Regions from separate parts of the Homo sapiens genome. Here region 1 is linked to region 2. The links are chromatin contacts, found by Hi-C or POLR2A ChIA-PET in ENCODE. All regions are on one chromosome and are shown on one strand. Each heading gives the region's core, a stretch centred on a gene start or an enhancer-like site at or near the end of the contact. The rest is flanking DNA. Distances are from core to core; before and after follow the strand shown. Region 1 has its middle 85 kb from the start of LINC02533. Region 2 overlaps CDYL (chromodomain Y like).

Region 1 (6,449 bases), core at 1,365-3,864, 400 kb after region 2:
TTGTCTAGTTTTGCTCTTTGAGGATGCTGATCTTTGGATGGGGTTTTTGTGGGGACTTTTTGTTGTTGATGATGTTGTTGCTTTCTGTTTGTTTGTTTTTCTTTCAATAGTCAGATCCCTCTTCTAAAGGGCTGCTGCTGTTTGCTGGGGGTTCACTTCAGACCCTACTCATCTGGTTCGCTCCCATGCCTACAGATATCACTCAAGGAGGCTGGAGAACAGCAAAGATGAGTCCCTGCTTCTTCTTCTGGGACCTCTCACCTTGAGGGGCACTAACCTGATGCCAGTAGTATCACTCCTGTATAGGCTCTCTGACAACCCCTGTTGGAGGGTCTCACCCAGTTGGGTGGCACAGGGAACAGGACTGGTTTAATGAAGCATTTTGACTGTCCCTTGGTGGAGGGAGTGTGCTTCGCTTTGGGGAAACCCATTCATCTGGGCTGTCCAGATTCCTCAGAACTACCAGGAGGAAAGGCTAAATCTTCCTTTCCTCCTGGTAATGGAGGTGCGGCCACCCCTCCCATTAGGGGCTCAGGCCCAGGGAGATCTCGGTTCTGTCCCTGAGCCTCTGGCTGCAGTTGTTGGAGTTCCTGCAGGGAAGCCCTGCCCAGTGAGGAAGGATGTGTCAGTGTCAGGCCTGAAGAGGCGCTCTGGCCACAGTCTGCCACAGCTGGTATGTTGGGCTGTGGGGGACACCTCTTGGGGACCAAGCCGTGGTGCCTCCCTGACTCCAGCAGGAGAAAAGTGCGGCCTGACTATAGAAATGGCTTCTGCCCTTCCCCCGCTCAGGGAGCTTAGTGTGTTAGGCAGTTATGAGTCCCAGTGCTGGCTGCTGCCTCTACCCCAAGGAGCTCAAATGGCTTAGGCAGCAGGCAGCTGCAGCTGTGGTGTTGGTCACCCCTCCCCCCGGAAGCTTGGCAGGCTTAAGCAGATTCCAGTGAGGGGCTGTTGAGAATGTGCGCGGCTCCAAGTTTGGGACCCTAGGCCCCGGTGGCATGGGTTTGCCAGTGGGATCTTCCAATCCGTAGGTTGCACAGTTCTGTGTAAAAAGCACGGTTTCCCCGGCTGGGTAGCACGCTCACTCACCGCCTCCCTTTGCTGGGGGTGGAACTCCCCTGCCCCGTGTGGCTCTTAGGTGGCTGCCACACTCCACTGCTCTTCCTTCCTTATCATGGATCACATCAGGTGCCTAAGTCAGTCCTGATGAGAGAACCTGGGTAGCTTGGTTGCCCATGAAGGATTTACGCACCAATTATGGTTCTTTTTCATAGGAGCCTTTGATTGCCGCTGTTTCTAGTCGGCTATCTTGGCTCCACCTAGAGTGTAGTCTTTAGAGTAACTGAGACAGGTTTGGTTAAGGCTTGTCCACTCTGCCTGATAAAATATATATAATTAAATTATGTATACATCATATTGGTGCATTGTATGTCTTTCATTATAACCCATAATACAGTCAGATTTGTAGTGTTTACTATTCTTTCTTATAGGTCGTAATCTAATAGAAGAAAGGAATTACATTTCTTTTCTTAATTAATAAATAATTGATTTTTTGAGATGGGGTCTCACTATCTTGCCCAGGCTGGTCTTGAACTCCTGGGCTCAAGTGATTCTCCTGCCTCGGCCTCCCAATTAGCTGGGTCTACAGGTATGAAACACCATGCCTGGCTACATCTATTTATTGTTTGCATTAGGTTCAATATATTGCATTATATCTATAAGCTGCTTGGTAGTTCTGTGAAACCCTTGAAATTATAAGCAAAATTTTATGTCTGTATGTGTGAATACAATTTTCTGGAAAAGGGGTCCATCACTTTCTTTAATTTCTCAGGGAATTTCAAGAAGCCATACAAAGGAATAACCATTGGCCAAAGATCTCACAGAGTCTGTTTATTAAGTAAAAATCTGTTTGTAAGGCACATCAGTTGTAGTACTCGTGCACTAATTTGTAGGTTTTAAGATTTGGATTTTTCTGTATTAGTTGTTCTTGAAATGGGGCTTACATACATAGCAATTCCCTGCTGTGGGATGTTTCAGCTTCTTCTTTTTGCTGGCTGGCTGCCCATGGGCCTTTTCAATACTTTCCGCTTCTGCTGGGAGATGGAATGATACAAGGATAGGAGATAACACAAACCAGTGAGGGTAGCTGCATTATAAGCAGCTCCAATAAGAGCTTTCAGGGAGGGAGAGTTGAAACTACTGATCCAAATGAGGCTTGGGGATTATCAGTGGATATCAATTATCCATAACCTTCTGGTCTCCCATGACTATCAATGACTTAAAGTTGGATGTAAGCTTAAATGATTTCTTTTAACTAAATGAAAAGGATCAAGTTCATAAAGACTGGTGAGCCTTGAGAGTTATGCTAAGACTCCATCACCTGGGCTGGGGTTTTGGCTCGGGGAAGAATTTGATTGGCAGGAAGTAGCAGAATTTCATTTTTAATGCTCTGGTCCATTAATAGCATGAAAGCACCACAGGCTATCTTTGGGAGAATGTCCCTAAAAAGCACAGCACTTCTCAAAGGGGGCGGCATGCTGAAATCTCTACAGAAGGGTGGGAAGGAGAAGCATGAGTGTGTGTATGGGATTTGAAAAACTTCCAAGGGACTGTCACGTGCTGCCCTCCTTGTCCCCACCCTCAGCTGAGGACTCACTGGTCTGTGAAGAATGAAATAGTATCTGTGGGACACATTGTGCTTCTTGGCAAGTTCTGTATTTACCATACTGTTGTCCTGCTTGTTGGCATTCAGAAGCAAACTTGACTTAACACAGGATATCCACTATGCATATTCTAACGTTTCAGCTTCCCCCGTTTATGTTTTTTATTCTACATACACCTGCCTTGACTTTGTCATATTCCTGGTACATGGATTCAGATGGAGACAGTCAAACAGCAAAATTTAGTGTATTTATCTCCAATAATGTGTCTCCCTGGAAAGCAGGAGTCATTTATTTGGGAAGACTCCCCCATTTTCTTCATTTTTGTTGATGGCTGAGTAACAAAACCCAGCCACCTCTTCTTCCCCTACGCTGTGGAGCAGCAAGAGAAAAACTTCTGGCAAGTTTTCCAAAAGGTGCCAGCATCTCAATGACCAAAGGCAAGAATGTCGATGTTGTTCAGCTGGGTGTGTGCCTGGAACATTTGCCCCATTGGAAAAGGAGAAGGTTTGCCTCACAATAGAACTCTGTGTTTCCTGTTAACATTCTGGAAAAACAGAAAATAATAGCAACCCGGGCTCCTCGAGTGCAATGCCACCGTGCCATCCATTTTGTGGCCTTTGGTGTTATTTAGCATTTTGGGTGCTCTCTCTATTGCTAGAGTAAGCAGACATAGAAAAATAGAACGATCAAGGGATATGCACACGCACACACACATGCACACAGATGTCTTACAACAGCGACCTTGGGTCTCATGAGCAGCACAAAGCCCAGAGAAGTTAAACAACTGGCCTATAGTCACACAGCCATGGCAGCGATGGTCACACGTGTTTCTAAATGTGTTCCTTCAGTCCTACGCTTCAGCCCTGGGTGTTGCTGCTTTTGGCTCCCTTTACTTTTAATTTTGTTCTGTTCCTAAAAAAGAACCCAAGAAAAAGAATGCTTACACTACGAGGAACAGAATAACAGAATTCTGTGTTTTTTCATCTTGCTCACAGACCTCCAAACCCAGAGGAGAATTCTGAGTGAGTAGCAGGGTGAGAGCTAAGCCCCAGGCCACGTGCACATGACCCCCACCTCCAGCCGAAAGTCATGGTCACATGTCACGCCTCCATGCGGCTGCAGGGCCAGGCATGTACTAAGAGCCCTGCCATGGGCAGTGCCAGGACGGGAGGAGACACACACTGAGGGCAACTGCTCTGGCCACAGGACCGGAGGGACGCATCCGACCTGAGGCACCTTCCTCCTTGGAGATTTCTGCCTCTGCTTAATTACAGCTGGCTTCTCTGAAGTCAATCTGGTCAAGGTCAACTGGCCACTATGGGAAATCAAGCTCAGGGAGGTAAATTTAGAGAGCTGAAGGGACACCCTCACTGCCTGCTCCAGCTATGACTCAGCGGAAATTCTGAAATGAAGAGCCAAATGCTTGTGGAAGAGAGCAGCATAGAGGCGTGTGGGATTGGCAGTGAATGAGTAAACATCAGGAATGGCTGAATGAATGAATGAACAAATGAAAGCACGAGCCCTTTGCATCTGCAGAGCGGCTCTGGGGAAAGTAACTGGAGTTAAGGACTCTCTGCAATGGGTTAGTTGGAGGATGCTTACAGGACGTGTGGAGTCCTTGGGGGAGCCTGGAGGTGACACTTGCTCCCTCCACGTGACACCCATGCAGTTGGGCAAAGCCTCTGAGTTTGACGGAGGAGGAAATCCTAAGTGGATGGACTTGGAGAGGGCCCGTGGCTCCCAGCCACCATATGACATACAGAAACAGGGTCGGCGGGGTGGTCGGCGGCAGCTGGCAGGCGTCTCTGGTTGGAAACGGAGCAGCTACAAATAGGCGGTGACCTTCTGTAGCCATCCTGCTCCCACAGAAGGAGATGCGCTCTGGGAAGAGGCTGCTGGGTGTGTGCCAGTGCTGAGGCCAGGGGGAAGGAACTCAGTCTTCCCATTGCAAGGAGCTCAGCTCCTTTGGGTAGCAGAGGGAAGGGGGACACCTGTCTCCATCTGGGGTGGAGATCCTGGTCTTACATTCTGCCAGAATGAGAGCCTGAAACACACTCAGTGGAGAATCCTGAAGAAGGACATGTCAGACATAACCCCAGGCGGGGCTCCCGCAAAGGTAGGGCGGGACACTGTCACCTGCGACGGCCATGAAGACTATTCCTTTCTGACCAGCTGGACCCAGTTTTTCTGATGTAGATTAAAGGTGGCAGGAAAAAGACAGAGAGGGGTGCCAGGAAACATCTTTGCCTTCTACTAATTCCAGATTCATTTATTATTTCTTTTAATATTCATCTTTTAAGGGGTAAGTGTCCCTTTCAGAAAGTTATGCCAAAGTCTAAATTACTTGAGACGCTGGTTTGCTTTCCTTCAACACTCTGAGATGACACATTGCACTCTGCAAACATTTATTGAGAATTGCTTACGTACAAGGCACCGTGCCAGATCATAAGACCAAACAAAGATTAATATAAGATTCATAACATGGTCATTGCAAGAGCATGGGCTTTGGAGTCAGACTCAAGTTTAAATCTTAATTCTAGCCCTCTGCCTTTACTTGGTGAAGCTCTTCTGTAAAATGGGTATATCAATACCTGCCTAATGAAGCGAGCAATGAGGATTAAATGGAATTCTTATGCAAAACAACTGGTACCGTGACTTCTGTGCTCCAGGCAATTCGTAAATGAAGATTCCCTCCCCTTGAGGAGAGTGGCAAAGTTGTTCAGTGGGAGAGAGGGTCGTGGAAACTACTACTGAATCCCAAACCAGGATCGGGATTTACTCAGCAACATGCAAGTAACATGGTATAGGACTGCAATGGGAGAAGCTCCAGGGGCATCACAAAAGGAGCATTTACAGTACCTTGAAGGGAAAGAGGGGTTTAATCATTGGAAGGTGGAGTGGGTGGCACCCCAGGCTAAAGGGCTAGCACAGACCCAGGCACAGAAACTGTCAAGTTGTGTAGCCTTCTCTGAGGATGGGGACTGCCCTGATGTGGCTGGGAATGGAGTGTGCCAAGGAGGCCATGGGGGTCAGCCTGGGCTGGAGCCTTGGGTGACCACAGTATCATCTCCTTGAGTGCATCTCATGGCCCTTCAGGGCTCTCCCAGGAGCAGAGGCTGCGTGTGGGCCTCAGTGGCTTCCTCTAGCCTGCTCCCCAAAGCTCTGTATCTAGAAGAAATTCCCCAGAGCTCCAGGATCTGTGACTAGCTCCTTTCCTGGCATGTTTGCTGCAGCTACAGAGGGTTTTAATTGGGCTCTGTGTTCATAGATCAGCTGAATCCCAAGACATATTAGAAGAATCGTATTGTGCCAAGCCATTGGTTGGAAGTCATCCTGTTCCTTTGGGCATTAATTAGACCCTATTTATCCACAGTGTCCAGTTTTGAACATGACCAAAACCTGAAGATATCAAAGAGGAACAGGAAGGGCACAAGGGAGATCACAGGGATAGGGGATCATGCTGTCCCAGACAGGCTGAGAACATAGGTTGCCTGGGGAGGAGGAGGCTAGGAGCAATGTCGGGATTCTCTCTACATAGAGAATTTTCACTAGGACAAAAATTATTTTCCTCCCTGTCTTGGAGACTAGAGAGAAATGCAGGCCAAGCAGCATCAACTGGGGCCACACACAGGGGTCTCTTCTTTCCCCCATCTGCCTTGAGCATCATGACAGATGAGATGAGGAGAAGAAGGTTTGTGCAAACCCATGATACTGTCCCCAAGTCTACTCATGAGACCAGGATGGAGCACACAGGCTGGATAGGGACAGCCTTGCATTGGCTCTAGTGAA
Region 2 (6,370 bases), core at 2,417-4,916:
ATTCTTTCTACCAAGCATATGCTTTTTTTTCCCCCAATGGGGAGCAGAATAGAGTTTCACTACTAAGTTACTTAGATTACATGAGTTCCCATGTTTGGTTCTAAAAGTTTCTAAAAGTAAAGCAAAACTTACTCTTAAGTTTAGAGTAAAAAGCTAATTCACTGACTGATGAGCATATACTAGTTTTTAGTGTTTTGAGATCAATGGTTTATATATTATTCCTATTCAAAAGCACCATCTAGTCTGTTTTCTGGGTTTTTGTTTTTTGGGGTTTTTTTGGTCTGATTTAGAAATCTGATTCAAACTAGCTAACACCGTTAACCATGCAGCTACTATGAACAATTTCTCCCTCTTTCTTCTCTTATTTAAAACAAGTGTAACCTGGAACACTCAGATAAAAGTATAGAAATGGGACAGATGCATGCGCTACATGGGCCAAGAGTTCTGTGACATTTTCCACGTTTGTGTTTTAAGTGATGGACTAAAAAAGCCTTCCAGTTATTAAGTCTAATTACTCTTCTTGAATGTTAATTTGCCATTAAAAGACATTTTTTCAAACAACCTAAAATTTCCACCACTGGTCATGAGTAGGAGAATGGACCCAGACGGACGTGCAGACAGTTCCTTTTAGCAGCGGTCTCTATGACAGTCAAGTTTGAAAAACAGTGCCAGGGTCTAGAAACCGCAGAGCGAGGGCCATTCTGTTATTTACAGCAGTGGGGCGAGAGTGATGAGCAAAATAAGCCTCCAAGGCCATCGTTTCCTACTGATGGGGAGGAAGAGCAGGGCCCTGGGCATCAGAGAACAAGCTCTCTCTGGCTCCCAGGCCACTGGCCTGGAGATGCGGTCGTAAGACAAAGGTCTTTATTTTGAGATCTGAACTGTACTTCTATTTCAACACTTAACCAAAGACTCATTCTCTTCAGCTCTAAAAGTGGTGACTAATGCCTGCCCTGCAGTGATGTGGGGAGCCTAGGAGCTAGGTTCTTAGGCAGCGCCCCGCACTTCAACATGACTGAATAATGGCCTTCTCTTGGTCTCAGGCCCACCATTCTCGTGGGTGAAACTGGAGGTTGGCTGACTGGGCGAGGCCACTGCTTAGGACCTTCCTCCTGTAAAACAGGGGGAGTGGCCTCAGCTCTCCCAGACCTCATAACACAAGTGTTACACTTTTCCTCTTACTTCTGTCCACACTGGTTAGTCTGTAAATAACTGACAGCCCAAGTTTCATAAAATTATGGACCTTGACTGGTTTCCTAAAGAGAGCAAACTCTTAAAACATGCACGGCAAACAAAGTATTTTAAAAATCAAAAAGACTTAGGAGAGCAAAAAAAAAAAAAAGCACGCTACGCCATGAGACACATAAGCTATTTTTAAAAAGAAAAGTTTTAAAAAATATAATTTACACCACCAATATAAGGACAAAGGTACCCCCAAAATTCCTCCTAGTACAAAAAACACACATACACACATAGAGTTGGATAAAATATCTTTTAACTACTTTTAAAAATACATCATTTACAAGCTAGAATGAAGAGAAGTCATCAGGAAAATAAAGATGAAAACTAAAAAAAAAAAAAAAAAAAATCAGGAAAGTGAGCCAAGTCTGAAGCCAGGAGATATCCCGAGGCCACGTGCTGATGCTGGACAGGGACACAGAGCCACAGTGACGGGGCTGTAAGGTCAGATTAGAGCCCACGCAGACAGGCAAGGTCAGGGGCTACACTCTCAAGTGAAAGGGCAACCAGGGAACAGAGCCCACACCTGTCTATCGTCTGTCAATCCTGTTACTGGAGAAAGTTGGTGAGAGAATCCTGAAAGAATTCTCATCCATGCCCCAGGCTTCAGAGCAGGATAAAATCTGCTTCACTTCAAGGCAGATGGAGGAGAATGGGGACAGCAGAGGAGGTGCAAAAATTGCCCAATCCCTCAAATCTTGAGATAATAGCCAAGAGAAAACTAAGTGACTGGAAAGGGATGATAAATGGGCAAAAGCTGCAGGACCAGGTGGATGAGGATCTGTGCAGAGGAAGCAGAGGATAGCAACAGGGTGTCTGATGGATGGGAGCAGAAGAACCCTGACACTGTCAACAGGCACCTCACAGGAAAACTCAGGGAGCCAGCTGAGAATAGCAGCCAAAACTAGAAGGGTCTTTGCACACTTCCATCTATAGGTGGATGCAAGTGATCACAGCCAGGTCCGAAGGGACTGCAGCAGTCTAAGGCTGAAGGGCTCTTGAAACTAGCCAGCCAAAGCCTCCTTCTACTAAGAAAAACTGCTGGGAACAGAACAGCAATGGAGCAGGAAAGGGATAGTGTGGGGTGGGGGACGCAATGGAAAGAGAAGGTCTAGCCCAGATGGATGGGGAAGGAGAGGAATGGGAGGACAGCCCTTGAGCTCAAAAGGTACCAGGCCACACTGTCAAGTACTTAGTGAGATGCCGGAAAAGAGAATCCTGTGGCCTCTGAAAACCTCTCCCGCCCACCCTCCCTGCACAAGTGCACACAACCTAATTTCAAATAAAAAGAAGAACAGAAAAAGGATGGTGGCTGACTCTCATACAAACTTATCTCAAGGGAAAAAAAAAGAACAAAATAAACTGAATAATGACCCTAAAAGCAATGAAAGCACAACAGAAAGACACGCTCATGAAACAGACAAGCTATACTCACCCTAGTATTTCAAAACTAAAAATATCAACTTTCTGTAATGGCAGGAAGGGTGAAGAGGTCACACAAACACTCACAGATAACATTTATAATAACTGTTTTTTGTTTTTTTGAGGTAGGGTCTCACTCTGTCACCCAGGCTGGAATACAGTGGTGCAATCATAGCTCATTGCAGCCTCAACCTCCTGGGATCAGGTGATCCTTCCACCTCAACCTCCCAAGTAGCTGGGACTACACACACTGCCATCACACTCAGCTAAGTTTTTTTTATTTTTAGTAAAGACGGGGTCTCACTATGTTGCCCAGGCTTGTCTCAAACTCCTGGCCTCAGGTGAGACTCATGCCTCATCCTCTCAAAGTGCTGGAATTACAGGTGTGTACCACCATGCCAAGCTAATTAGTGATTTTTTTTTCAATGATCTAAAGGTAGTATTTGCAAAAGCCAGGAAGAGAGTTAAATCTCAAAAACTGTAACTAGAAGGGTTAAGAATTGTGAGTTTGTGGCATCTTGGCTCAAGGCACTGCTCAACTCCCACAGCTATTGCTGCAAAACATGGGGGCAAACAAAAGCCAGTTCCTCACCAACTAAAGGTGCCAGATATCAAAATCTGGAATTGGGGAAGCAGCTAGAAATTTAAAGCACTCTGACAGCACTAGAATATAGAGGTGACACTCAAATTCAGAGCATAAGATGCTGAAATCCCTAGCTGACAGCTGAACTACATACTACATATGTGCTGAGGAAACCACAAGCAGCACGGTGAAAAAGCAGTCAGAAACCAGAAAGCAATATTTTTAAAAAAGAGTAACATGGAGCCAAATCTGTGAATATGATGCTCTTTCCCAACTATGCTCAAGCTAGGGCGGCATAAAGCTTGAAATGTCAGAGTACAGAGCTCAAAGCTGGTGGAGTGCTAGAAACTAGGGGAATCCCCAGAATAAAGACAACCACAGAGAAAAGTCCATCTCTACTCAGATCCTTAGCCAACTTTCAAATTTTGCAGACACAGGGGAGACTCACAGGGTGCCACACTAAAACCACCACCAGTGCAAAGACCTAAGAGCAGAGGAGAGCTACAAGCGGCTGCATATCACAGGAAAAACAAAGTGTGTAGTTTGACCAAGCAGTTTATTAACAGTCTGCTACAATAAAAACACAATAATCCTCAGAAGAACACAAGAGTTCAGACTCACTACAGCATATGTCCAACTTTCCACTAGACAAGAAAAAAATAGGAAATCTTGACCCTCTGCAGGTAAAATGATAGTCAACAGAAACTGATTCCAAGTGAGCCGAAATGTTGGATTTAACAGACTTCAAACATTTATCATAAATATTTCAAAAACGTCTGAAAAACATGCCCAAAGAATTGAAGGAAAATATGGTATCAATAAGTGAACAGATATGGCAATCTCAAGGGAGAAAAATGAAACCAGAAAAACTAAAAGCCTAGATCTGAACAAAACATTTACTAAAATAAATGCATTAGACTGGCTAAGCAACGGATTGATGCTTGGTTCTGCCATCTGCAATGAACCTGAATACAGAATAATCTGAAGAACATAAAGAGAAAGAGATGAATGAAAAATAAGTAGAATTCCCAAAAATGTGACAACAGGAAGCAGTACCTTAATTGGACTCTAGAGAGAGGAAAGGAGGAAAAGACATCTGAAGACACAACAACTGAAATATCTCCCAAAAGCTCAATAAACCTCAAACAGAATAACACAAACAAAACTTCTTCTAGACACACCTTAGTCAAATGGTAGAAAGCCAAGGATAAACAAAATCTTGAAAGCAGCCAGAGAAAATGACGTCATAAACAGGAAAACAACGGCAACAATAACGATAAGAACAAAGACTTCTCCTTAGAAACTTTTAAGTCTGAAGACACTGGGACCACATATTCAAATTACTGAAGAAGGAAAAGGAAGAAAACCAGTCAACCAAGAATTCTAGTATTCAGAAGAAGTTTCCTTTAAAAATGAAGGTAAAATAAGGGCATTTTCAAATAAACTATTTGTCATTGGTAGATCTATAACAAGAAATGCTAAAGAAAGATCTCTAGTCCAAATGGAAACTACACTAGATGGCAACTTAGAGCTACAGGAAGAAATGAAGACAGCCAGAAATGGTAATTATGTGGATATATGTAATATCTTAGTTTTCTATAAAAGATGACAGCATAAAGCAAAAAATACAACACTACTGATGGGTTTACAAAGTATATAAATGCAACAACTGTGACAATAATACTAAGGATAAGTAGTGGAACTGGAAACACATCATTGAAAAAATTATATGTCTTATCCAAAGTGATTCAATATTAAAGAAAAAGCTAAGATGCATATAGCTAGAAAACCAACAGAAGAATTAAAATTAATAAGAAATTTTGGTTAACACAAAATCAGCAAAAGAGGAGGAACAAAAGCAAATAAAATCCCTTCCCTAAGAAAAGCAAAAAATGATAGACCTAATATAACCATATTAATAATTACTTTAAATGTAAATGGATTAATTTCAATTAAAAAGCATGGACTATCCGATTATTTTAAAAAGGCAAGAACTGACTATATTCTGGTTTCTAAAGAACAATTTTAAATATAAAGACAGAAACAAACTAAAAGTAACAGACTGGAAAAAGATATACCAAAGCTAGAATGGATACATTAATGTAAAACAAAGTAGACTTCGAAAAGTATTACTAGAAACAAAAAAGACGTTTCATAGTGATTTTAAAAGGAAAATATAACAATATTATAAATATACATCCATCTAATGACAGCTTCAAAATACGTGAAACAGAAACAGAAACAACCAATGCACAATCGTATTTGGAAATTCTAACATATTTCTCAGTAATTGATAAAATTGGACCAAAAAACAATAAAACAAAGAGATGAGAGATCTTGGCTGGGCGCAATGGCTCATGCTCTGTAATCTCAGCACTTTGGGAGCCGAGCAAGGCAGGCAGATCGCCTAGCTCAGGAGTTCAAGATCAGCCTGGGCATATCATGAAACCCCATCTCTACAAAAACTAGCTGGGTGTGGTGGCACACACCTATAGTCCCAGCTACTTGGGAGGCTGAGGTGAGAGGATCATCTGAGCCTGAGAAGTGGAAGCTATGCTGAGCCATGATCACGCCACTGCACTCCAACCTGGGTGAGTGAGACCTTGCCTAAAAAATAAAAAAATAAAAAAAAAATGGGAGACCTATGTGACCATACCAACTGTAGTTTAGCTGGTATTTATGAAAAGCTCCATCAACAACCAGAGAATTATATAATCTTTTCAAATACACACAGAACATTCACCAAGACAGACCATATACTGGGCCATAAAACAATTCTGAATAGATTCCAAAAAACTGAAATCTTATAGGAAATGTGCTTTGACTACAATGGAATTCAAAATCAACAATAAAACATTTAGAAAAACCTCAAATATCCACAATTTAACCTAATTCTAAACCCAGGGGTCAAAGAAGAAATCACAAATCAACCCAGAAAATATTTTGAACTGGATTCTAATGAAAGCATATCAAATTTTGATAGACTGAAGCAGAGCTGCAAGTAAATGTACAGCACTATATGCTCATGTAAGACAATACAGCAATGGCCTAAACTTCCACCTTAAGAAACCAAAACAGAAAAAGCAAATTAAACTGAAAGTAAAGGTAATAATAATAAAGAGCAGA

The links. A loop is a pair of places that touch in the nucleus more often than their neighbours do. ChIA-PET counts read pairs that join two places held with the same protein, here RNA polymerase II (POLR2A). Pooled maps may share reads with other maps.
Region 1: a pooled map shows a loop between it and region 2 (4-fold over the local background). The contact joins two enhancer-like sites. A Hi-C loop is called at or near these places in 1 of 37 single-sample maps with no recorded cell type and 3 of 50 pooled maps. POLR2A ChIA-PET finds 5 or more read pairs at or near these places in 1 of 52 experiments (A673).

Annotation. Positions count from the first base shown.
Region 1 is chr6:4,400,222-4,406,670 of GRCh38, reverse strand. No RefSeq gene overlaps it. Among named protein-coding and RNA genes, the nearest start is that of LINC02533, 85 kb to the left of the region's middle. RefSeq lists an enhancer at 3,177-4,050. Within about 2 kb of position 2,614, at least 4 of the 41 ENCODE cell types and tissues checked have a DNase peak (open chromatin) inside an H3K27ac peak, as active enhancers do.
Region 2 is chr6:4,798,952-4,805,321 of GRCh38, reverse strand. The region is part of intron 1 of CDYL (chromodomain Y like); the gene reads right to left. Among named protein-coding and RNA genes, the nearest start is that of CDYL, 26 kb to the right of the region's middle. RefSeq lists an enhancer at 2,912-2,961. Within about 2 kb of position 3,666, at least 4 of the 41 ENCODE cell types and tissues checked have a DNase peak (open chromatin) inside an H3K27ac peak, as active enhancers do.